Linked DNA regions of Mus musculus: all the other regions are linked to region 3. The links are chromatin loops, found by intact Hi-C in ENCODE. Cell type or tissue: left cerebral cortex. All regions are shown on one strand.

Evidence for each region. Peaks named below come from ENCODE experiments on the same cell type or tissue, not always from the same donor. Only the 100,000 strongest peaks of a DNase experiment are listed, where the experiment ranks them.
Region 1: a loop joins it to region 3, with 6 times the contacts of the local background. A loop is called at or near these places in 11 of 42 quality-filtered maps.
Region 2: it touches region 3 in a loop (2.0-fold over the local background); 4 of 42 quality-filtered maps call a loop at or near these places.

The regions. Positions count from the first base shown.
Region 1 is chr4:131,834,198-131,842,197 of GRCm38, reverse strand. It overlaps Ptpru (protein tyrosine phosphatase, receptor type, U), which reads left to right and starts at 3,920. Exons shown (of 31, transcript NM_001083119.2): 1 at 3,920-4,114. The coding sequence starts at 4,042. In left cerebral cortex, CTCF peaks have their summits at 3,832 (motif pointing right) and 7,659 (motif pointing right); DNase peaks (open chromatin) are centred at 4,262, 4,846, 7,720, 7,912 and 1 more place; H3K4me3 peaks cover 2,353 bases; H3K27ac peaks cover 1,205 bases.
Region 2 is chr4:131,369,862-131,377,861 of GRCm38, reverse strand. No RefSeq gene overlaps it. Among named protein-coding and RNA genes, the nearest start is that of Gm35634, 35 kb to the left of the region's middle. In left cerebral cortex, a CTCF peak has its summit at 3,127 (motif pointing right); DNase peaks (open chromatin) are centred at 1,603, 3,201 and 4,491; H3K27ac peaks cover 485 bases.
Region 3 is chr4:131,427,225-131,435,224 of GRCm38, reverse strand. Gm35634 (a long non-coding RNA gene) reads right to left here. Exons shown (of 4, transcript XR_390798.2): 3 at 7,719-7,779; 4 at 6,922-7,116. Among named protein-coding and RNA genes, the nearest start is that of Gm35634, 22 kb to the right of the region's middle. In left cerebral cortex, a CTCF peak has its summit at 3,789 (motif pointing right); DNase peaks (open chromatin) are centred at 3,816, 5,627 and 7,159; H3K27ac peaks cover 1,033 bases.

The sequences.
Region 1 (8,000 bases), 410 kb before region 3:
GAGAGGTACACGATCCAAAGGTATACATTCTTAGACGTTCCCCAGAGTCCGGTGATGTGGTAGCCCAGGAAATAAGTATCAGAGAGCGTTTGAAAGACAAAGATGATTGACCCAAAGCTTGCCGTGGGAAACAAATTTTTCTCTGAGGAGGAGAGCCCACCAAAGCATAGAGATTAAGGTTTTGGGAACTGGACTCAGGCAAATCTAGATTTGCATCCTGGTTCTGCCATTTCCTGGATGTTTGGTTTTGAATTCGTCACTTGGCTTCTCTGTGCCTCTGTTTCCCTCATGGTTAAAATGAAGGGAACTGAGCTAGGGAGGTAGCTCAGTGGTAGAGCACACTCAGTGGTAGCACGTGTGAGGTCCTGGGTTTGATCTCTAACAAGGCAAAGACAAAAAAAGCTCAACAATAATCAAGAGACTAATAGTCCCAAGGTTGTCTTGAAGACCGAGGGAGCGAGTACCACTTGAACCACTTAGCACACTGTTTGACATATGGAACGTTCTAAAACGATTCCAGGAATATGGTGTGAGGATGAAATGAGAGCTATCACTTTGTAAAACACTGGGGTTTGACTCAATAACTGCATTTATTAGAGAAATCTGATACCTACCAGTAGGGGAAAAGTCTGTTCTCACAATAGGTGTGCACTCACGTGAACACCTATTTCCACAGTGACAGGGAGGCATACTTGTGCCAGAAAGTTCACAAGGTCCCTCTGCTGCATCCTCTAGGTGACACTGGGATGTTCCTCTTTATCCCCTCACCCCCACCGCCCACTGGCTCCTCCTCCTCCCCAGGCAGCCAACTAGGAAAGTCTGGAGAATCAGGCTGGAAAGTTTTCCTCCTTAAGGCTGGATTTCATCTCCCTCCACACCCTTTCACCTTTCCCTTTGGTCTAGGCCATCTGGCAGTCACACAGTTTGAGAACAACCGGTGAAGGGGTTTAAGCCTATTGGCCTTAGCTTTGCATTCAAGACCATATGCACTTTGATGCCTACCCTCTTTCTGGCTTTATCTTTTGCACTGTACATAGCCAGCGACCCAACTACACCCAACTCCGCCCTCACCAGCTCTTCCTTGTCTTACGCTTTTATTCAGGTTTCGATCGACTGAAATGAATTTTCCTGTCTAACCTTCCAGGGGAATTCCAGGTTCACATATTGTTCTATTGAGCAAACCCCAATGCCTTTGTAATTTCTCTGGGCTAATGTTATGGCCTTTAGGATACTATCTTGTAGTTATTTATATGTCCACTTCCCCCTCCAGGCAAAATTTCATCTCCGGGATGCCAGCACTCAATATGGGGCCTAACACAGGATAGGCATCATAAATATTCCATGAGTTGCAGGTAATTGAATTTCTTCCTGACCTGGCACTGACTGTGGTACCCTATCCTTCTCCCTAGATTTGGGGCAGCCACTCCAAGCCAGGGCTTTTCTCTATCTTGCAAGGATTGTTGAAGTTTGTGGCCCTTTTTAAAGCAAAGGGGAACAATGTTCTCTTCCTCTGTTTACCTGTTGCTAACACTGGCACACCACATTCACCGTAGTCTCTGAGGCTGTCCTCTGACCAAGGAGCAAGAGAACGTGGAACCGATCAGATTTGAGTTCAAATCCTGACACCTTTATGGACTGACTGAGTGACCTTGCGCAAATACATCATGCTCTCTGATTCTCAGTGTCCATACCTCAAAACTTGAGATTAATAAAAAGAGCAAACAACAACAACAAAAACCAAACAAAAACCAAAACCCCAAAACTTCAGTTCTCCCCCCCTCCAACGCACAGCCGGCTCCGGGTTGCCAGATCTCTCTCTGTTTCAGCATGTCTTTCTGTCTTGCCCATCACTTTTCCTTCCTCTACCTCTGTCTCATGGTGACTCTCAGTTTAATGCTCGGGTCCTCGAGAGCTGTGTCTTTGCTTCCTTGAGCAGCAGTTTGAGGACCCAAGGAGACCAGGGATGCTCAGTTCTTCCTTTTCTAGCCTCAGGGTAGCTTCTCAGTGTGAGCCAACTGAGGGAAGAGACAAGAAATAGGGAGGCCTTACAGACGCCAAGACCTGTACTTAAATGAGTTCCTTCAACATCTCTGCCCATTAGTTGTTGGGGGGAATGAAAGTAATAAACCAAAACTCAAGACTCTCCAGCGGCTGATCATTTTCTTAGTGTTTATTGACTCAAAATGTCTTCCGTATTCGGCTTTCTGTGTGGTCTGCAGGCCCTGGCAACTTTTCCAGTTGCACCTGCCGTTCCTCTTCACCCTTCCATTCGGGCTCCCTCTTAGACCAAGGCTCGCGCTTCGGGCTGGCTGCAGCGTTCCTTCCCATTGGTCTGGCTGGCTGCAGCGTTCCTTCCCATTGGTCTGGCTGGCTGCAGCATTCCTTCCCATTGGTGTGCTTGAGGCTGGCTCCTCACACGTCAGGTCTAAGATCACGTGGCATGGGGTCACATCCTTGGCAAAGGCGTCTGTCTTGGACTGTCTTTTCTGAAGCGTGACCCGACCCCCCCCCCCCATCTTTTAGTGTTCCTTGTTGCAAGAGCTTCATTTCCTTGAGGGCGCATGCCTCAGACTGAAGTTCCATATGTATTTATTTATCTGCGGCATGAAGTCTTCGTGAGAGCAAGGGCCCTCTCTGTAAGTACTCATCTATCAGTTACCCGCTCATTCATTACTCATCGAGTATGCGGGATACCAGGCCCCGGGGGAAAAAGCTTCCCTAGGGGGACACACATTCTAAACATGGGGGATATATACCAAGTCCATCACATAGCAGGCAGTCTGTTTAGAAGTGCAGCGATCCACTTTCCCTACTGTAGGTTCCAACCCCCCCCCCCACCCTCTCCTGCATCTTCCTCCTGAATGTAAGCTTCATGAGGGTGGGGATTTTAAAAAATATTTAAATTATATTTAAAATATAATTTTATATTTTATAAATATACACGGCCAGAAGTGCTGGTCTGATGCGCAGTTACAGGTGGTTGGACAAGGGTGCTGGGGATCCATCCTGAGCCCTTTGCAAGAGCCGCGTGCACGCACCTAACCACTGAGCCGTCTCTCTAGCTCCCGGAGATCAAGCCTTTGTTTTTTAATCTCCTCGGTAGTCTACAGTCATCACTGAACCAACAAGCCCATATCTATTCAGTATTTGAGAAGCAAATGGGTTTCCAGATGTGAGTCGGTTTTTGTTCGTTTGTTTACACATTTCGAACCAGACAACCTTGATTCAGATCTTGGTGTCGCCTCATACTGACACATAATCTTGAAAAAGTCACGCTCTATGATCTCAACTTTCTCAACTGTGTAATGGCATTAGAATGGTGTGTGTCCCCTAGGGCAATAGTGAAGATGAACAGAGTCCCAGAGAGAGGCACACATGGCACCTGGTCTTAAGTAGCCACTGACAACTATGCTGGTGGTTGTGCAAAAACTTGGACGGGGCAGAGTTCCAAATCTACTTACTCCGAGTAGCCGGAGGCTACTGTAGAGGCACGAGCGTCAGTAAGAGAGAAGTGAATTTCATATTACTGAAAGTAAACGGCAACATTCCAAAGGCCCAACAACGTTTCAGGTAGATGAAGAGTGCTCTGTCATTGGAGGGAGCTGGGAGTTTATGTTCAGAGTAGTCAAGGTAGGAAAAACTTAAGCAACTGAGGGAACAGAGGAGCCAAGGGTTCCTGGGTTACAGTCTCAGCCGTGGGCAACGGATGCGTTGAGAGTGCCGACCTGAACACCGGCACCGGCCGATGGATCTTGTCGACGGGGTGCGAGAGTGGGGGATGGGCACGCCAAGGCCGGCGGGCCCAGGGAACCGGGCCGCAGCGCGCGACACCACCAGCAGGGGACGCCTCGAGACCGCGGAACTCGCGCCCGGGGGCCTGACGTCAGCGCCCCGCTCGTTCGGGCTCCCGCTCTGGACTCGGCGCCAGTCCCGCTCCGCGCGGCACTGCTCCACTACGGCTCCCGCTCGCCTTGGGCTCCCGGTCGGGCTCCGGAGGCGTCGCCTCCCCAGCTGCGGGTCTCCAGGACCTAGGCGGCGGCCATGGCCCGGGCTCAGGCTCTGGTCCTGGCGCTCACCTTCCAGTTCTGCGCGCCTGAGACCGAGACTCCCGCAGGTAAGCGCGCGCGGTCCCTCCAAGCTTATCCCGCGAGTGCCCGGGGGGCCGGGGATGGCTTGTCGCTGGTGTCGGAGTGCTCCAAGCTTCTGTGGCCGCTGTGTCTGTAGTTTGTGTGCAAACTGAGGTTGAGTGTGTACCGCGGATGCGAGTGTGCTGGTGTGAGTGTCGCCTGCGTGGAGCACCGGGTGTGCGCTGGCTCATGTTTGTCCACGCTGCCAAGTGGGTTGTGTATCTGAGTTTCAGTGGCTTGGCTAGAGTTGCGTCTGATCCTGTGTTGCATTTGTTGGCTTTTTTTTTTGTATTCCCTAGGCGGGAGTACTGTTTGTTGCTGGTGCGTTTGAAAACCCGCGTGTTTGTTTATGCCTGTGCTGTGAGGACTCGGTGGATTGTGCCCAAGTGTGGGCCCGAGTGTGTGTGGTGTGTGTGTGTGTGTGTGTGTGTGCAGTCGTGGGAACCGGGTCGGAACCTGTGTGAGCTCTGTGCCCACGAGTGACCCTGTGGGAGTATTTGGGGTGTACGATGCTGTGTGGGTCCGTGTGAATGTCAGGGATGCGGGGAATACGTATGGGGGAGCGTGTCTGGAGTGGATGTGAGTGTGTCGGTGAGCGATGGTTTCGTGGCTAGGGACGCTGCGAGCTTGGGGTGCTCCTAGGCCGTGGTCGAGTGTGGCCGGGACCCGAGGGTGTGTGTGCATGTGTGTGTGCATATGTGAGTGTATGTGTGATCGCGCGCGCGCGTGTGCGTGGCGCACCCGGCCGGAACAAGTTGTCGCGGCGGCGTCCCCCGGAGGCTGGGGCGGCCCTGCGGCTGGCGAGGGAAGGAACGGGGAGAGACGTGGCTGTAGCCGCCGACTCCGACATTTCGGGCGGTTTGTTGTTTCGCAAGTTCCGAGCGGCGCTGGCTGGCGGCTGATCCGAGGAGGCGCCAGGGCCGCGGGGCGCCCGGGATGGGGAGGGCCGTGGGGCGCACCCGGTTGCGGGCGGGGCTGCGGCGTCGGGGCCCCCGCAGGGCCTGGCTGGAGGCCTCGGGACAGCGTCCCCATCGTAGCTCGTCAGAGGCGTTGGGGACGCCGCGGTCCCCGGGGACGCTGCCTGCGTCTGCTTTGCAACTTTGTGCGGCCTCCCGGCCAGTCGGGCACGCGCGTGCGGACGTGTGTGTGTTGTGTGTGTGTGCGTGTGTGCGTGTGTGCGTGTGTGTGTGTGTGTGAATGTGTGCATGGGCCTCCCCCTCGGCCTGCGGTGAGATCCCGTGCTTGAGTGTGCTTTGGAGCCTGGTGTCCTATGGAGGGTGTGTGCGTGTGCGTGCGTGCGTGTGTGTGTGTGTGTGTGTGTGCATTCCCATGTCTGAGTGTGTGTCCAGTGACTGTCTGTGCGACCGCGAGCGCATCGCATCGTGTGCTCTGTGAATGGAGTGTCAGTGTGCTTCTGTGTGTGCGCGCGCGTGGTCCACCGTCCTTTCCTGAGGCCTGGACCTCAGGCCTCGGCCCCTCTGGCGGGCGTGTGCCGGTCCTCTTCCAGGGTTTCCTCCTCCCCTGGCTCCCGCCACCGGCGTGAGGTAGCTGGGAGTCGCCCCGGGTGGAAGCAGAGCCGAGACACGCGCTGCCGCCTTGGGCCCAGGGAGAGACTCCAGGTCGCCTGCCTGCCCCAGACAACTGGCCTCCGGGGATCTCGTTCACCGCCCCGCCCCCGCTGGGGCGTCTCGGGAGCTGTCCTGGTCTTGCCCTGCAGCTTTGGGGTTGTACTGCTCAGCTTCAGTTTTGACCTCCTGGTATCAGAGAGGGTGATCCAGGCAACCTGCCTCTTAGACCTTTCTCAGGGCCGCGGGGCGCCCGGGATCTTTAAGATAGAACCCTTTTCATTCCCTCACTCGATCACCTTGATTTGAGAATACACACGATCATCAATTGCCCTGGTAGTAGACTGTCAGGATCAAGGTTTGAGAGTGAGAACTGCTGCAGGTTGTTCTCATTCTTGAGCCTCAGTTTCTCCGTGTGCTTCATGGTCTTAATAATGACCGCGTGTGATACTTGGTAGAATGTTAAGTCCCCTACTGAGAAGCTGAGGAGAAGATGGGTTGGGGGTGTGTGTGTGGCAAAACCCTAGGGGCTAATTTGAAGTGTGTGTGGGGGGGGGGGAGGGGGCAACACGGGCTCAAATTCTGTCTCGGCTACTTGTTGTGTGTGACCTTGGGTAAGTCACATTACTTCTCAAGTTCCTGTCACCTTTGAAACTTTTAGTATTAGAGAAGCTCTAGGCAGATGGGAGGTGGCAGCCCTCTGTCCTCAGTCTAGGGAGTGGATCCAGTCCCCTGCCTACTTCCTTAGTCACCCAGTGGGGGTCTGTGTGGGGTGACTCCCAGACGTGCACACCTGGCAGCAATTATCCCACTGTGCTCTGGATCGGTCTGTCCTTTTGGTCGCTGGAGTTATTGGGCAGCAGGAATGAGGGAGAGGTGCCCTGTGGTTTCAGGTTAGGCAACAAGGGCTTGTCAAGGCAGCCTTCTCTCTGGGGCTGAAAAGGGGGGCTAGACAGGAAGCCAGGAGGGGAGCCTGGATCCTATGCTGCCTCCTGCTTATGTCTGGTGGCATCGGTGGTCCAGAGCTGTGTACCCTGTTTGCTGGAGGCATGCTGCTATCCTTCAGGCTGGCCCCAGCTGGGCTTGTGGCACCCAGCTAGGTCAGCCAGAGCAGGACAGGAGGGGCTTTGTGCCTTCCCGTTGTGTCTTGAAGTATCCTATGCTTCCTCTATCTCTCCTTTTCTCCCTCCCCAGTGGTCCACCTGCAGGAAGGCAGCAGCCTCTTCCTTCCACTGTGTCAGAGTTCTTCCTAAAACGCACGTTTTAAACCCCTCTTCAAATCCTCATCAAAGCTCCTTGTTACTTTCAGAGTTAAAAGTCTTTCCTTCTCAGCTCCGTCAGAAGTCTAGCCCCTGCCTGGCCCACCTCATCTTCTGGGATCCTACGCTCTGGCTAGCTTTATCTACCAGTGGTCCCTAAGTATCCACAACCCACGATCTCTTCTCTGCACCTTGTACAAACTGTTTTCTTTCTCTCCAGGACTCTGTGATTCCACAATTTCCTATGTGAGCCTCCAGTTTGTCTCTCAGCTTAGAAATCACTTCTTCCTTGAAGCCTTCCTTGGTTTTTCTCTGTTTGAGTTCAAGAGAGGGAAGGGAGGAGCTGATTAGGTTTTTATATAATCTTATAATTATAGTCTCTTGGTCCTGCCACCCTTATGAGATCAGGAACTCTGGGAGGAAAGTCTCCGTGCGCCTTCAGATACTTAGCGCCAGGCACAAAGTCTGAGCCTTCTAGTCCAAGTAAATGGCTGTGACATACAGGAATGAATGAAGCAGACTGATATAGTTCAGTCCTGTAACCTAAGCACTGAGATGAGGAGGCGCTGAGGCAGGAGGATTGATTGCAAGTTTGAGGTCAACCTGAGTTGTATGGCGATTTCCACGCTAGACAGGACAACTTTTCATATTAAAAAGAAGAATGAATGAGTGAATGAATGAATGGAGTCAAATGGGTCAATTCAGAGCTGGAGATGCCAGATGGGGGCGCAGTGACTCCATTGAAGGCAGAAGGGAAGAGGATTTTTTTCCTCGGTAAGAATCTGGAATATTCTGTCTGTGGATGGTGTTATGTTGTGAAAAGGCTGTGTCCGGAAAGTGTCATCTGGGAGCTGTGAGTTAACTAGGTTGAGTCCCTGACAGAGACTGAAGGGAGAGGGCTCTTGCAGGACGGCCCCTCCCCCCAGACTGCTGCTGCCTCCCCCTGCCCTGGTCCCACCCCTAGCAGCTGGCTCAGCTTGTCCAATCCAGAGAGTTTCAGCCTACCGTGATCAGACAACCGTTGGTGAGGCTTGGAGTCTCAACGGTTA
Region 2 (8,000 bases), 57 kb after region 3:
GGTGGGAGAGTGGCATCGGCTGCTATAGCACCAACCCCAGTCACAGATGCCATAACCCCCTGCTTTCCCCAGCTCCCGGGATGTCAGAGCAGGCTTTCAGCACTGGGTCTCAGTTTCCTCCTCTGGAGAAGGAAGGGCTCCTTTTAACTCCATGGTGGATGGCTTCAGAGTAACAAGTCAAAAATATCCTGATCACATACTATGCTCAGGGTGTGAGCTCTATGCTATATACAAAACAACTATTATTTTTCTGAGTTACAGACAAATGGTGGTTAATAAAGGTGAGATGACACATCACGATCACAGAGCTAATTAACATCAGCACAGGCTCTTCTGTGCTTTACTGGACTCTACTAACTTCTAAGCCTGCCCTTAGACACAAGAGTCTCCCACCCAAAAGAACACAGGGCCTGACTACAGTGCTTGGGGTCAACATGGCTCTGACTATAGATGTACTGTGCCGGCAAGTCCAGTAGTCGCCCCAGCTGCTTCCCTGTATTGGGGTCTTTAGGGTCCCTCACCAGTTTCTCTGCCCTGTGGTCAGTAGATAGACTTCAAGAAGCATTATGGGTCTTTGGGCTGATGTGTCCCTGTGAAGCACGTACCTGCTGTCGCTCAGAGGGCCATCCATCATCCGCAGAGAAGAGGCTTCTGGAAAAGGCTAGCCAGAACAGTTTTCTAGGGAAAGCCACCCCTTGCACTCATACCTGTTGCCCCATTCCTCGACCTTGGCCTCCCAGCTGAGACCTGGATACCCAAGCCTTTTACTGCCTCTCTCTGGTCAGAGCTGGCAGGAGGAGGGAAGCCAGCAGCAGAATGTGTTTTAGGGCCGCCAGTTGTGACCAAATTCCATCTGGGAACACCTATTGGTGTGCACCAATGGCTGACTAGGTGCCCTGTCTCTGGCTATTCCACCCAGGCCTGGAGATCGAAAACACTCTCTTTAACTAGTGCTAGAACCTATAGGCACAGTAGCCCCGGAGATGGTACTCTGACCCACAGAGTGAAGGTAGTAAGATTGCTCTAATGCTTTCTGACCCCAACCCCTGCACATTTACTGTGAGACTGCTAGTGAGTTTCTGTACCTCTCTGAGACTTAATTTTTCTGATGTGACATAAGACACTGTAGATACTCATGCTGGGTACTTCGTATGCTTAGGACTGCTGCTCACAGTATTTGTCATGCTGAGTCTACTTGCTTTTACTGTAAGAAGCTATCAGAAAATAGACCATCAACTTAATAACAGCTTTTGGGGATGGGGTGGGGGTGGTGGGAGAAGAAAGAAAACAAGAGAAAGATGAGATTAAATGTCTAGGTCAATCAAAAGGTACATCTTACTGTAGAATGTTAAAGCATGTCTCGGAATTGAAAATTATAATATTGCTACGAAAAGCTGCCCTGGGCTTCAGCTGCCTGGGGCCCCTCCCTTACAGCACTGAAGCTGCTTTGCTGGGTGACTGGATTAGCATTGACTCTGATGTGAGCTGAGGGCTGGCCCTGGAGAGTGCCTCCTCCTCAGGCTACTAGGCCCTGTGAACAGTGAGCAGGTGCAGTCACTTGCTCCCCAGCCTTCTAGACCTGGACCTGGCATGAGAACACAGAGTTCCTTCCCCCTAGCCCTGTGCTAAGTTTAGTGCGCCTCATTTCTTGCCTTGCCGGATCCCCCAGGCACAGTTTCTGAAATACACCTAGCAGATGGTATTCCCTTCTTTTCAGGAGCATCCTGGGTGTCTTTGGAGGAGCAGGGAGGAGAGGAAGAGGTAGAGAAAGAGGAGAAGGAGGAGGGAGAAGAGGTGGAGGAGGAGGAGGAGGAGGAGGAGGAGGAGGAGGAGGAGGAGGAGGAGGAGGAGGAGGAGGCAGGACAAGAGAGAGCTGGGATCAGAACAGTTGGGCCTGTTACACCCATGTGCTCCTAGTTACCTTTAAACGGGATTAAATCATACTTGATTCCCTTAACCTCCATTTGGATCTTTTCTCAGAGAAGCAAGTTGACATTGCAGGAGGGAAAAGAAGGACCACGTGGGAAAGATGCTGCAGCCCGAAGCCGTGGAGGGTAGAGACTCTCTATCCACCATACTACCTTAAACCTAGAGAGCCAGATCAGCCAGTGATGGTCAGGTGAGCCAGGCACAGGTGGGCAGGGGGCCCGGCAGGAAGGTCAATGGCAGAGGTCAGGTTGGCCCTCTGGAGCAGAGGTTTGCAATGGGAGCTTTGGTAGCTAATAAGGTTTCAAATTCAGGGGCTCCCCCAGAACCTGTCTGTGCTAAGCCCACTGGTGGGCTAGTTTCTTTTTCATGTGGGCTTCTGGTCATCTTGCTACTGAGACCCTCTCTTCAACCACTCTATGTTGGCAAATTCTTGCCTTGGCCTTGGCTCCTGGCCTCCCTGCCTTCTTGGTTCCCTTCCTGGTCTTGTGATCCTATGTTTACCCCCACTCTCTGGGCATCCCTTTCTATCCTTTTGGTTTCTGTTCCTTTGTTTTCTGCTGATCTTTCTGTCTCTCTGATGATGTCTTCTACCCTGTCCTTGACCACTAAACAGCTCTTGGGTTGAGTGCAGTGGCCGTCAATCTTCAGACACTGTAAGTAACAGACAGGCAACAGGCCCTGGGCACTAGCAGCAAGCAAGAGTGGAATATTGTTAAAAGATAAATTCCACTCTTGGCCATTTTTTAAGATTAATGCAAGGCCTTAGAGACAGACTCCAGGCAAGCTCCTGTAGACACAGTGTCAGAAGAAAAGAGTTATTGCATGTCCTGGCTCCAGGCCACCCATTGGCCCTGGTACAGTTATTCTCTCTGTTGTACACTTGCACATTGTTGCTGATGGCTGCAGCAGCACCTGGGCTGTCACATGGTGGCAAGCCTGTGGCCAAGAGCATTTCTCTACTTTAGGATCATCGTCTAACATTCTATTCTCAGACGCATCCTTCCCTGTCTTCAGCCCTGGCTCCCTTTGCCCTGACCTCCCTGTGATCCAGTATTCCTGAATTCTCAGCACACTGCAGACACCAGTGACTGCAGATGCTCAGTGACAGCCTTTGATTTTTGTCTTGCATATAGCCATGAATTTGTGGTGGTCCAAATGAGAAAAAGTCCCCCAAAGGCTCGGGCATTTAAATGCTTGGTCCCCAGTAGGTGGCGCTGTTTGAGAAGGTTTAGAAGGCAAAGTCTTGCTGGAGGAAATGTGGGTGGGGAGGGGGCACCTCACTTTTCCTCCAGCCCACCCTTACTGCTTTGTGCTGTTGTTAAAGATGTGATCTCTCAGCTTCCTGCTCCTGCTGCCATGCCACGAAGAAGTTGCTCTGGGTCATGGTGTTTTATCACAGTGACGGAACAGTAACTAACATGGCCTCTGCGTGGGCCTTTCCTTAAGGAATGCACTTGCCATTCCTAAGAGCCCCTGTACAGATCTATTCAGGTCCTGCAGGGACTCACTGGCATCATCTTAGTGAAACCAGGCTCTCATAACTAACTGTGACACGGCACATGGGATGTTCTCCCTGTGCGCTCTCAGGATGACGTCACACAGTAAGTGATGAGCTCAAGGAGAAAGAAGAGGGACTTGGAAGTAGACACACCTGCTTCAGATTCTGGTAGTTTTATTCGCCGGTCACATGATCTTGGGTGACTCTCTCAAACCACTCATTTCTCTACAGTGAAGACCTTACATGGTCATACCTGGTCACTATGAGCTTGTTTCAACATCTGTGACAAGTCTCCATGCATCGGGGCCCATCTTCTCTGTGGCATTTCTTCTGCTGTGCTTGAATAGTCTCTGTCTGATGTGCTCACATCTGGAGAGGGGTCTTCCTGGCTTGAAGCAGCAGCAGCAAGTGCAGTCTGGTGCATCGGACTGAACATGGTGGACTCTTCAAATGGCGACTCTGCTACATCCTCGTGCCCCCAAGTTCAGGGCTCTTCCCTCTTTGGTCTTTTGTGCACTGGGTTCGATTCTCATCCCCCATATCACAAATGAATGAATGAATGAATGAATGAATGAATTAGTGAACAAATGATTTTTAGATAACTGGTTTAGTCTCTTATGTTTCCTTTGAATCAACATGTGTTTTATTAGCTTAAATTTATACCTTTTGGGTGTGATGGGAATGAGCAGTTTTACAAAAAAGAAAACCACATAGACACATGCACAGGTACACACACACACACACACACACACACACACACTTTTCCCGTTTGTTGCTGATATGGGCACCGTGACCACAGAGCACCTTTGGGCCCAGATTTTTTTGTAAGTGGTACTTTATTGCAGTGCCCAGCATTCTCCAGTAGAAACAGTGAGAGCAAAGTTATAACCCGTCTTTTATTAATATCTTTGAGACCTAGGGAACATTCTTGTCCTATTAGGACTCTGAAGAGCATCCAAAGAAAGCATATAGTGCCTGTTGGGCTGCCATGGTTACCCGTGTTCAGCTTCCCAAAATGAGAGGCAACACTAAACAGGACATGTTTCTCAGCCAAGTCTGGGAGGTACCAGGCTTTCCTCCTCTGCGGAGTGTCTGTCTGTAGACTATGACACCATGGTCTGGGACAGAAATAGCCAAAGACTTATCTGTGTCAACTGAATCTAGTGGAGCTCCTAAAGGTACTCATAGCTGAGCCTGGGGGGTAAAAGAGTCATAAGTTCAAAGCCAGTCTGGATAACACAATGAGACCCTGTCTCAAAATAGAAATTAAAAGAGATATAGCTAGTGTTAGATAGAGATGAGACAGAGATAGAGATAGAGATAGAGATAGAGATAGAGATAGAGATAGAGATAGAGATAGAGATGATACAGAGACAGCCATAGAGACATAGCTCAAGGGCAGAGCACCTACCTAACTTGCTCAAAGCCCCGGGTTTGAGTCCCCATACCACAAAAAGGAAGGAAGGAAGGAACAAATGATTTTTTTTTAGATTGTCATTTTCTTCTGAAGTCCCTGCCCATGAACTCTGTACTGTCACCAAGCCCTTTGACGGAGGGTGAGGCACTCACTCACAAGAAGCGGAATATTTCTAACCTCGGGTCCAAGTCAGCGGGGTTTGAAGCTCAACAGTACACAGGAGCTGAGGTCCGGCGGGGCTCATCTTATCTCTGCAGGCCACTGCAGCGCAGGCCAGCTGTTCAGGACCCTGAGCAGGAGCCACTGAAAGCGAGGCCGAGCCCAGGCTGCGTGGTGGGGAAGAGTGGGAATTTTATCTCTCGCTGTCCTTTTCTGTTTTGATCTGAGTGACTTCCGAACTGGGATTTCTGTTTCCCTGGGGTTGATTCTGCGCATGCGCACTCCTTTTCCTTAACCCCTTGCCTTACTTGGCTCCTAAGAAGCACCAGCTCGCCGTTCATCTCTTGATTCCACATTTCTTATCAGTAACTGTTTATTGAGAGTTTCAACTTTGATTCTAACCATCTCCCCCGCCCCCCAGATCTAACATACACCACCAAAACATACACACATTCTGGGGATTAAACCCAGGGCTTTGCAAGTGGCCCCACCACTGAACCCTAGCCCCAGCGTGAGATTTCATTTTGCTGGGAGTTCTGACATTTCTCTAGTTCCTGGAACTGATCCCCAGTCTACCACCACCAAGCCTGGTTCCAGCCATGAAGGCCTGCTCCACCTGCCTCTGGTGTGTTTGGTGCTGATTCCTGCAGGGCCGATCCTGGCCTCTTTGGGGGAGGAGTTTCTGTCCTGTGCAGGCCCCCAACCTAACTATCCCACCATTCTCATTGGAGCTTGTTGGGACTCATTCACTCTCAAACATCTATCCCGAGTTGCAGATATCGGTTAGTGAAATCTCTGGTTCCCTGGGTCTTCTCCCAGCTTTGGGGCAAGCAAGGATCTCTTTCTGGCATGCATGAAGGGCAAGGCAGGGTCAGGGGAGTGGGTCAGGCCTAGAACCTCACAATCAAAACCAGGAAAGGAGACCAAAGAAGGGTCTAAGCGGGGCAGCAGGCAGTTTGTCCTTGAATGACCTTGAGTTCTCCCTGCCCCTTCCACGGGCCAGCACTCTTCAAACATTGTTGATGCTTTTCGCCTTTCCCTCTTTGTCACTCTATCTGGATGATCCAATGCCCCCCCCCACCCCCGCGCTCCTGGTCCACCTGTAGTCTGCTGTCTGCAGAGCAGTCCGTGACCTCTCTCCCCACAGAACTCGCTACAGGGAGAGATCAGTTTCCACGCAGCTTTAGCTGTGGGAGCCACTGTTCTCTAGAGTCCTTCTAGAGCCCTTGGAGGGTCCGTAGCACCACTCATGGGTTAGTAAGTTAGCAAGACTTGTGTATTGGAAGATGAACTGGGGTCTGTGTCTGCCCAAGCAACTTTAAAGCTCACATCTACTACATCAACACACACGCGCGCACGCGCACACAAACACACACACACACACACACACACACACACACACACACACACACACACACACACACACACGATGTGGATGAAGTCCTTGATAGATATTTCCCCAGGTTTGACAGCAGTTCTAAAGATTTAGGAGACATTATCAAAAACAAATTTCGAAGATGAAAATAAAGCATTTCTAAACCATCAATAATAAAAAATCAATTTCCATCAAACTCTGCTCCAGGCAAGCCTGAGCGATCTCCTACCCTCTCTACAGAAAGTGCGGTTACAAAGTCACTGCCACAGAGGACGTAATCCATGGAGAGGGGACCCAGGCGTTGGGACAAAGTACTAAAGGGAGTGTGCATGGACTCGATTGTGTGGCAGCCCTGGCACTTTTCAGCTTTTGAAGTCTATAATTTCCCGTGATTTCCTTTTCCATTCTAAGTACATGTCAAATTGGACAGCTGACTTAGTTTCTAACTCTGGGTTCTACTTATCTAAAGAGATTGCTCCAAATTAATTGTTTCACATTTTACTGACTGGAGTGTCTGCCACCTTCTGAGGCTTCCTTTAGAATCACCTGGCCCCTGCTCCTCCCCACTCCCGCCCCCCCCTCCCAGTCTCACTCAGCCCTTCCTCTGTTCTTTTCTTCACCCCTCCACTCTCTCCTGGCTGCAGACTCTGGTCCTCTGCCTGCTCTGTTGTTCTTCCTGAGTGGACTGGCACCCCCTTAGCCCTCCCCTCCTTTTCCCTTCTGGTTACCTGGGACTGAACTTCAGGCTAGCTCCTCTGGGAATCCCTGTGAGCACACGCTACGTGCAGTGGCGATCTCTGTGCCCGGCTCACCTGCATTCTGTGCTACTGGCCTCCCTCTGCTCACCGCCACTGCCCTCCCCAGAACATTAGCCAGGGACCTTTCGAAGGACTGCCCTCTCCCTTCACATGAGCCCCCGGGAGGGCAAGGTCATGTCCGTCTGTCTCTCTTGTGGCCCCAGCACACAGAAGAACATCTGGTTCACAGTAAACACCCCCATGAGTAATTGTTGAATTAATAAACCGTTGTTATCGAGTCAGAGTCTTCTGGAAGAAGCGTTGGCAGTCTGCCTCTGGAGCATTGAAAGGCACAAGCTTTTTGACCCATGACCTTTCGTAAGGAATCCCAAGACGCTATCAGAAAGACCCATGGAAGGGGAAATTAACCTCCTGGTAAAAACTGCAGGAATCTTTCACCTCCCTGCTTCATCTTGGCTTCTCCAGGAAGCTGCAGGGTGACCCCAAGCAAACTCTTGATTGATTATTTTCTCCGGGTGACCCCAAGCAAGCTTGTGATTGACTGTCTTCTAATTGCTATGATAAACTACCCGAGGGAAACAAGAGGGGAAAGGTTTGTTTTGGGTCACCATAGGAGAAGGATTTCAGATCACAGCTTAGGGAAGGGACAGCCGTAGAGGTGGTGGCTCCCTCTGCATTGGTTGGGAAGTGGGCACACAGTGGCAGACACAGAATGGAGAAACGGATGCACCCAGATACAGAACAACCTACAAAGATCACCCTAGTAACAGACTCCAGCCGCCTCCTGAGGACCCTTAAGCCTTCTGCAGCCCCTCCTATGTAGGGAAGAACCGTGTGGCTTCTTGATGTGCCCTGGCAGGCCTG
Region 3 (8,000 bases):
AGCCTTGGAAGGGCAGACATGGATGTCGGACTTCTGTGTAATGAGGTACCAAACCCTCACAGCCTCTCATTCGTCCCATCCCCAGAAGATGACTGTGGATGGATATCAGTGTTATTCCTTTTGCTATAAAACACAGGATGGGAAAAAGAAAGAAAGTCCTTTGTGTCTCCGTGTACTGGATTGCCATCCTTGCTCCCTCAGGCACACTCTCTATCTCTCAAGTGGGTCTCCAAATCTGCAAAGCACTTGGAGGGTAGCATTATGTCATCTATATATCAAACCTTTTTTGTTTCTTGCAGAGGATAAGCAGGATGAAGACACGAAGTCATTGTCCATGGAAAGAGCCACGCTAGAAAGAGCCATGCCAGAGGCCCCTGAAAATTTATCTTTTATCTTGTCGTGCCCTTCCGACTACCTCACATCTTGCTAAAATTTCGTCCCTGGGGAGATGAGAATAATGTCATTAGGGTATCGGGCTGCACCTCCTAAGCCACTTGAGTGTGATTCTGCCCTGATGTCATGTGGTTTTGAGGTCTCAGAGAGAAGTAGAGGATACGGTCTGGGAAGAATCGGGAAGAGAGGCTCCATCTATGCATCGATGGGAAACTTTCTGCATGCTTTGGGGTCATCGTGCTCTGTAAGTGAAGCCCCCAGAGCTCACTAGGTCCCCAGGGATAAACTGTGATGAAGTCATGCTTCAGTTTGTGGTTAGGACCTTAGGAGGATGGAGAATGTTGTTCCAATCTCCCCCAGGAAGGCTAGTTTAGCAACAGGCTACCATATGTAGCATGGCAAGTGTGTGCCTGCATATGCACACACACACACACACACACACACTCAAACACAACAAATATTTTATGCATAATAAAAATGACCAAAACATAACAAGGACACTTGACAGTAGATTTCTAAAGCTAATAAGCATGTGACAAGATGGGAGGGGCACATGCCATAGAGCCTCTCTTCTCAGAGCAATGGCCGGACTGAATCAGATCAAGCAGCCACAGTCTGGGCAGAGTCCATCCAGTTGCCCTGCACTGTAGGGGCATAGGCAGGTCAGTCACCTCAAAAACAGTGTGGTGGCCTTCTCTAGACACGTACTGACTATGAGCTGAGCTTCTAGAGAATGTAAAGACACATCTGTAAGCAGTGGTTTCATTTGTATTAGCCCCAAAGCTAATACACTCAAAATGCCCGGTTTTGTTTGTTTGGTTGTTTGGTTGTTTGGTTGTTTGGTTAGTTTTTGAGTTCTCTCTTGAAACACTCTTAGCAAATACCTGCACATCAATACATTTGCATCTACATCAACTGCCACCCCATCTCTGGCCCCATCTTGTCCCTGGACTAATCACTGTGTTTTCCAGGGACATTTAGTACTCCTGTTGACCAGATCTGAGGCTCCACCCACTCAGGAACCCAGGACTCTCTTTTCCCTCAAGAGCAATGAGAAGGGAGAGGATTGAGTGGAGGGCCCAAGGGGGTGGTGCTGGGTGGGCAGGGATGTAATCTGTTTGTGATGGATGGAGTCAGAGTGAGGAGCTGATGTACATCCTGTTGGAACCGGCCAGCATCCCATAGACACCCATCCTCCAGCAGCTAATGATTAGCTTGCTGCTAAATGTCCTGAGGGATTCTTGTCTCCATTGGGCCCAGTCAGCTGGGGATGCCTGGGGTTACTGCCCTCCTTGGACCACCTAGTTGACACCGGGCTGCAGGATAGCTGACTCACTGTCTGTGTGGAACAGCCATGAAGTACCACACATACTCCAGTGCTCCCCACAGGTCCATACCCTTCCTGCCTTTCTCCTGAATAACTCACCCTACATCTGCCCATGAACCTCCTCCTTCTAGGGAGCCTGGATTATGACATCCAAGGGTCTGGCTCATCCCCGTGTAGGGCATGCCTCTTTCACAACTGGTTTTGAGGAGGACAGCCTGGACCTCTGAGGACCCTCTCAGACCCAGGCCCCTGCCACTAACCTCAGCCTCCCTTCCATTCGTGTCTTTAAGACTTCCTCATCTAGACCTCCTTCTGCTCCAGATTTGATTGACAGATGCTCCAGAGAGTGGGAAAACCAGGGTCCCCCAGGGCAGCCAGTGTCTGGTAGAAAATGCCATATCACTAGGCAACCAATAGATATTTCTTGAATTTGTGCAGATAGACAGAGCTAAGCTGATTAATATATTTTCCTTTCCCACGTGAGGCCTAGGTCTACAATGCCAGTGTTCTCGCCCCCCTCCCGATGAACTGGCTTTCAGGTCAGTACAGGGCTTTATCTCACAATGACAGTTCATTAATAGATTTACGAGGGGGCGAAGACGGCTTGGTCTGTCTAAAAGGCTTGTTTTGCATTTCTCTTCTTTTAATTACACAGTTATCTCCCAGACCAAGGCTCTTTGAAAAACCGAGAGAAATAGACCCCCTCCCTCCATCTGCTCCAGTTCCGAGAATGCAATTAGTGAGGGCGGGCGATGTGCTGGGGCTTCCTGCTCTGCTAGACCAGGATCCTCTCCAGGACTGCTGGTGGCTGGGAAGCTCAGTCACAATGGGTGGTCGGCATGGGAGAGACTGCTTTGAGCATGGGACTCAGTAGCTGAGGACGGCACTGTACCTCAAGAGCTACCGTTTCTTGGGTGCCTTCCATGTGCTAGCAGGTATGTCCTACCTGTGTTCTGAGGGCCACCCTTATTCCCGGATGCCTGTGAATGTGACCCAAAACATTTGTAGCCAACACTGTCATGCTATAACCTTCATTGTTACTGGTTTTAGATCCATTTTACAGACAGAGGAACTGAGGCAGTCAGCTGTGTGCAGGGCCATGGACTAGAGGTAGAATATGGGTATGGTTGTGGAAAGTCGGGGTTGACCTAAGGCACCCGGGCTAGAATGTAACACCAGATCTCAGAAGCTTCTGTCATTTCCACTCTCTCTTTCTACTTGGTAGCTTTTCTGGGCCTCAGCTACCTTGACGGTGAAATGGGCCCATCTCCAACACAGGATGGGTGTGTCTTAGGCTGGGATGTGTGTTGAAAAGGATGTTCGTGGAAGGGAAGATGCGGAGCTGTGTGAAGCGATGGACCACACTTGGCCTCTGGGTTGCAAACCAGGGTTGGCTCAGATCCGGCCATAGAGCTGGATGTTTGTGCGTGTGGAGCGAGTCACAACTTCAGATGACTTCACCCAGCACCTTCCCAGAGACCTCTGCCGTGGAACAGATCTTAGGAAATCAGAGTAGAGTCCCTGCCTCCTGATGGCTCATATGTGACACCACAGTGAGAGTCCCTGGTGTCTCCCAGAATGGGCAGTGCTGGGGGAGTGGGGGTGGCAGTTGACCAATGCTGACTGAAGAAGCCGAATCCCTAGTGACTTGGAGCAGAGCCTATGTTTTCTGTAGAGACTAGATACTAAATATATTAGGGCTGATTTGGGGCTTGAGGGACTCAAAAATGGGTCTAGAAAATGAATCAGGTGTGGTCAGAGGCGGGAAAAAAGCCCCACATCTCTGCCTTTAAAAAAAAATGACATAATCTAAAATGTAGTCCAGAAAAACTGAAGCCTGAACAGCATACAGTATTGATGCATCATGGAAGACTTGTCATGAACTTCTTTCAATCACTAAGAGAAAGGGGAAAGAGTTTCTAGCTCACGACCCATTCCAGAAGCAGCCACAGGCTACCAGTGAACAGCTAGCCATTGTTTGCAGACCATGGTTTGTTGTTGCTTGGTGGCTCTCAATCCCACCCCAGCCTTCCCTCGATGAGCCATGAAGCAATGCCCAACTCTGTCAGTAGAGGGCACTGAAGGGACACTGCGGAAGAAACAGTTTTGCATTTCTCGCTACTGTATCTCTCTCATTTGAGGAATCTGACCACAGTGGTGCACAGAGACTGCACAGCTCTTGGTAACCTCGTGGTCCATTCAGGGACAGGTGACCATGTGCCTGCACTGTGATGAGTCTGATACTTCCAGCTACAGTTGATGGAACATACCTCCCTCTTGCCTGCCTCTGGGGAGATGTCTTCTACCTGGGGTACTTGCCAAGCAGTTCCAGCCGGACCAGATAGCCTCTTTGCCACTGTAGGCTGAGCCTAGCTTTGGAGCAGGCCACTGTCAAGCTATCTTCCTCGCTAGCATGTCATATCCTCTAGTCACATCGCCAAGTAGGGTGTCTTTTCATTAAACTCTGTGACTCAGATTCTAAAAAAAAAAAAAAAAAAAAAAAAAAGACCCAGGCAGTCTGGGAACAATGGGGTCTTCATAACCAATGATCAGGATGGGCTCTGTCTGCCACATGGTCGTGGTTTCTGAGAACTCAGTTTGTTTGGCTGTGAAATGGGAGCATTGCCTCCTCTCCTATGGGCACCTGAGACCCTAAAGTGAGTTGGGGCTAGTCCAGTAGGGAGTATGGGTTGAGGAGCCAGGCCTGATGTCTGTATGCTGGACATTCAACTGCATTGTCCTGTTTCTAAAGGGTTACATGTATCAGTATGTAAATATCTATCAAGTTGTAGGGCCTGGGAGGAGTGTGGTTCAAACCATTACCTTACCCCCTACTTCCTTCTTCCCTTGGGAGGTCTCAAACCTCAGGCCCTTCAGCCTCTGGTTTCTTTCTTCAAATCTCTGGGGACCCCACAGGCTCTGGCAGCTGAGATGCTCTCTTGGCGGTGTCCAGGTACTCCCTCTGTCACCTCATCTGTGTGGTTACTATAGCAGCCTTCACAGCCTGGGCAGGGCTGAAGAACATAGGCAGGAACATAATGAGGCCACATAGTCTGATCTGTCTTCTGTTGTGACAGGTACAGTCCCCACAAAAAGGCTGCAGGTCATGAGCTCAGGTCCTTGGCATAGGGATGCTAGCTTCCACCAGGCTGCCTGAGACCCAAGCTTGGGGCCTTTGGGACTTCCTTTCAATTAACATCATTGGAGATCCTAGGCTAGCTAGGGATGCCCAGTGGTCCACACAGCCTGCCACATGGAGTCCTAGAGGCATGACCCTGCAGGACAGAGGTGGAGAGAGAGAGCCACTGTCCCTTGGGTCCTACAAGTGGAACTGGAACACTGCTGGTGGTCCCTGAGTCCAAGACTTGCATCTCTGCTCCCCTCCTATGAGATTAGAGAGCCCCCTGCAGCTCCCAGGACCCCAGTCTGGGCCCAGATGAGCCTAGGCCAGACAGGGTATTCCCAAAAAGCTGCTGAAATCGACAGAAGAGATGGCTTATCCTTTCTCCATGGCCAGATCTATAAGCTCTGTACTCTGGCCTTTTTCACAGCAGCAACTGACTCCAGGACCCCATCACAGGAGTTGCTGAGGCAGAACTGCGGTTTGGGGGGGGGGGCATGGAGATATCCTAGAGGATCCCATGGGGAACCTGTTCCCAATATCCCAGCCACCTCCCCTGCCTGCCCCTGGGAAACCAACTTCCTTTACACAGAGCAGACCCTGACTTGCGGAGCAACCCTCCTCCGAGCCTTGGAGATGCAGAGGGTCAGACTGTGGTCATGGGAAGCCCCATGGAGAAGCAGGCTCTTTCTTGGGAAGAACAGACAGACAAGGAAGGAGGGGGTTGCTGCTCTCCACTCCTGCTGCTTCTTGTCTGAGCAAAATGCACCGGGAAATTTCCACCCGCATCCAGACTGTGCCCGCCTTCCTTACCGTAATTAATATCCCAGGGAAAAGATACGCTCAGCTGGGCGCCCATCTGCCAAGGCCTCGGCCTTGTGGGCTCTGTCCCTGGGGATTCAGGCTCCATTTCACCACTCTGAGGAGTGGGCGCAGGCATCCCTGGGGATGGGTTAACCTCACTTAGCTCAGCAGACAGCAGTGCTGAGGAGCCCCACGGGCAGAAGTAGTGACGACGTGCAGGGAAGGGAAGCCTGGGGTGGTGCAGCCCTGTCATCGGAGGGTGTGCATGGGGGAAGGGAGGCGTTATGAGGGGACGAAATAGATGCCTGTGCCGAGGTCTTCCTGAGGGAAGATCCAGCCAGGCTCTCAGGGCAACCAGGGTCGGGTGGAGATGGAGAACGAGAGGGGTTTCTGAGATGGCTGAGTCACCCCTTCAAGGGAGAAACTTGGTGGCTATTCCTTTTGGGAATACCCTGCCTGGCCTGAGCTCATCTGGGCCCAGACTGGGGTCCTGAGAGCTGCAGGGGGCTCTCTAATCTCATAGGAGGGGAGCATAGATACAAGTCTGGGACTCAGGGTCCAGCAACAGTGTGCCCGTTCCACTTGTAGGACCCAAGGGGCAGTGTCTCTCTCTCCACCTCTGTCCTGCAGGGTCCTGCCTCTAGGTGAAGTCAGGGGAGGAAGGAAACATGATGGAATCCAGAAACACAGCCTAACATGGCCCAAGACCATCATCCTAGCCTACTCCTCAGATGCTGAGACAGAAGGGGGTCTGGGACCTCCCTTTTCCAAGCTGTCTGTGCCTCCCATACTGGGCACGCCAGAATCCCAGCTTAGTTCTTAGAGTCAGACATTCCTTGATGGAATTTCGAATCTCAGCCCCTGAGCATCTTGCTTGTGCTTCCTCGAGTGACGGCCACAGGTACCTTGAGAATCTGACAGGGACGGGGGTGGGGGATAAAGAAGACACATGCCTGGAGCTTCTGTCGCTACACAGCCCCCTCCTCACTGTCCTGTGAATAGTAATCAGGGATCTTTCAAACACAGGAGGTCAGCACCATCCTGGGCTACCTGTCTTGTTGGATGGCTTTGGCAACTGAGGCCGAGCCTATACTGACCTCTTTTGACTGCCCACACTTGTACTCTGGTCCCTCATCGATGAGGAGCTAGCTGACAAGGTAAAGAGAGAACTCCAAGCCAGGATAAGCCTGACCAAGCATAGTTTGACCCTTGGCCAAGTGTCATGAATTTCCTCGGGGCAGAGTCATTTCATAGTAATGCAACAGGCCACTGGCTTCCCTGGACCCCCTTTATTCATCAAGGCGGGGGAGAAGAGTCCTGTCTGATGCTCTCCTGGAGGGGGAGCAGGTCAAGGAGATGGTGGGTGGACAGGAGATAGCCTTGAGAAAGGATGCACTGTCATAAATCCAGACAGGAAGAAATGATACTTTCTGAGACCGCAGCTGCAGGGTACATCCAATCACAGCACAGTCTACGGGGAACGAGCACAGGGTACATCCAATCACAGCTTAGTCTGGGAAGAAATAGCCTAAGTTACATCCAATCATAGCATAGTCTATGGGGAACTAGCATAGGGTACATCCAATCACAGCCCACTCTGGGAGGAACTAGCACAAAAAAAATAAGTCATAGATTAAGTAGATGTAAGGATAGGTGCCTCCATCCTCAGAAACATGCACGGGAAGATCCACGCCCGAGGTCCGTCCTCTCTGGAGTCCACCGTTTCTGCTCCTTGCTTCTTATTGCCCATCCCTGAAGTGGTTGCTCTGCACCACGCAGGGCTGACCTAGACAGGCTACTGCCATCCTAGAGGGTGCCTTTGTACTACTGAGTGGGTTGACAGCCACCTAGAATGAGTCTCTACCATCCCCTAGCCCCTCCCTGACACCATGAAGAAGCCAACCTAACTGGCCCCAGGGCAGGGCATCCCTATTCTTTCTGTGGCCCAGCTTCTTGTCTCTCATCCTGGCAACCGCACCTCCATCCTTGCCTGCCTTGCCGGTGGGTTCTATATTAGGACACAGACTCATCTCAACGTTTCCCACACCACAGCTCCCCCCAAAACAAACTCACGATCGTGACAAATTCTTGTTTTCCAGGGAAAGGTACCCAAGACGTCCTTATCTCTTCAGCTCTGTAACAAAGGAAGTAAATCCTAATTAAGAAGGGATACAGCCATTCTGAAACTGTTTTCCTGGTCTCGCACATCATGTGACCAGCAAGGGAGTATGAGAGAGAAAGGAGAAAGAGGAAAGAAAGCAGATGTGTAGCTGGCGTGGGGGGGGGGAGTGGAGGAGGGGGTAAGGAGAGCAGCGGGGCAGGGTGGGGGGCATCCTTTGAAGACCATAGACAGTC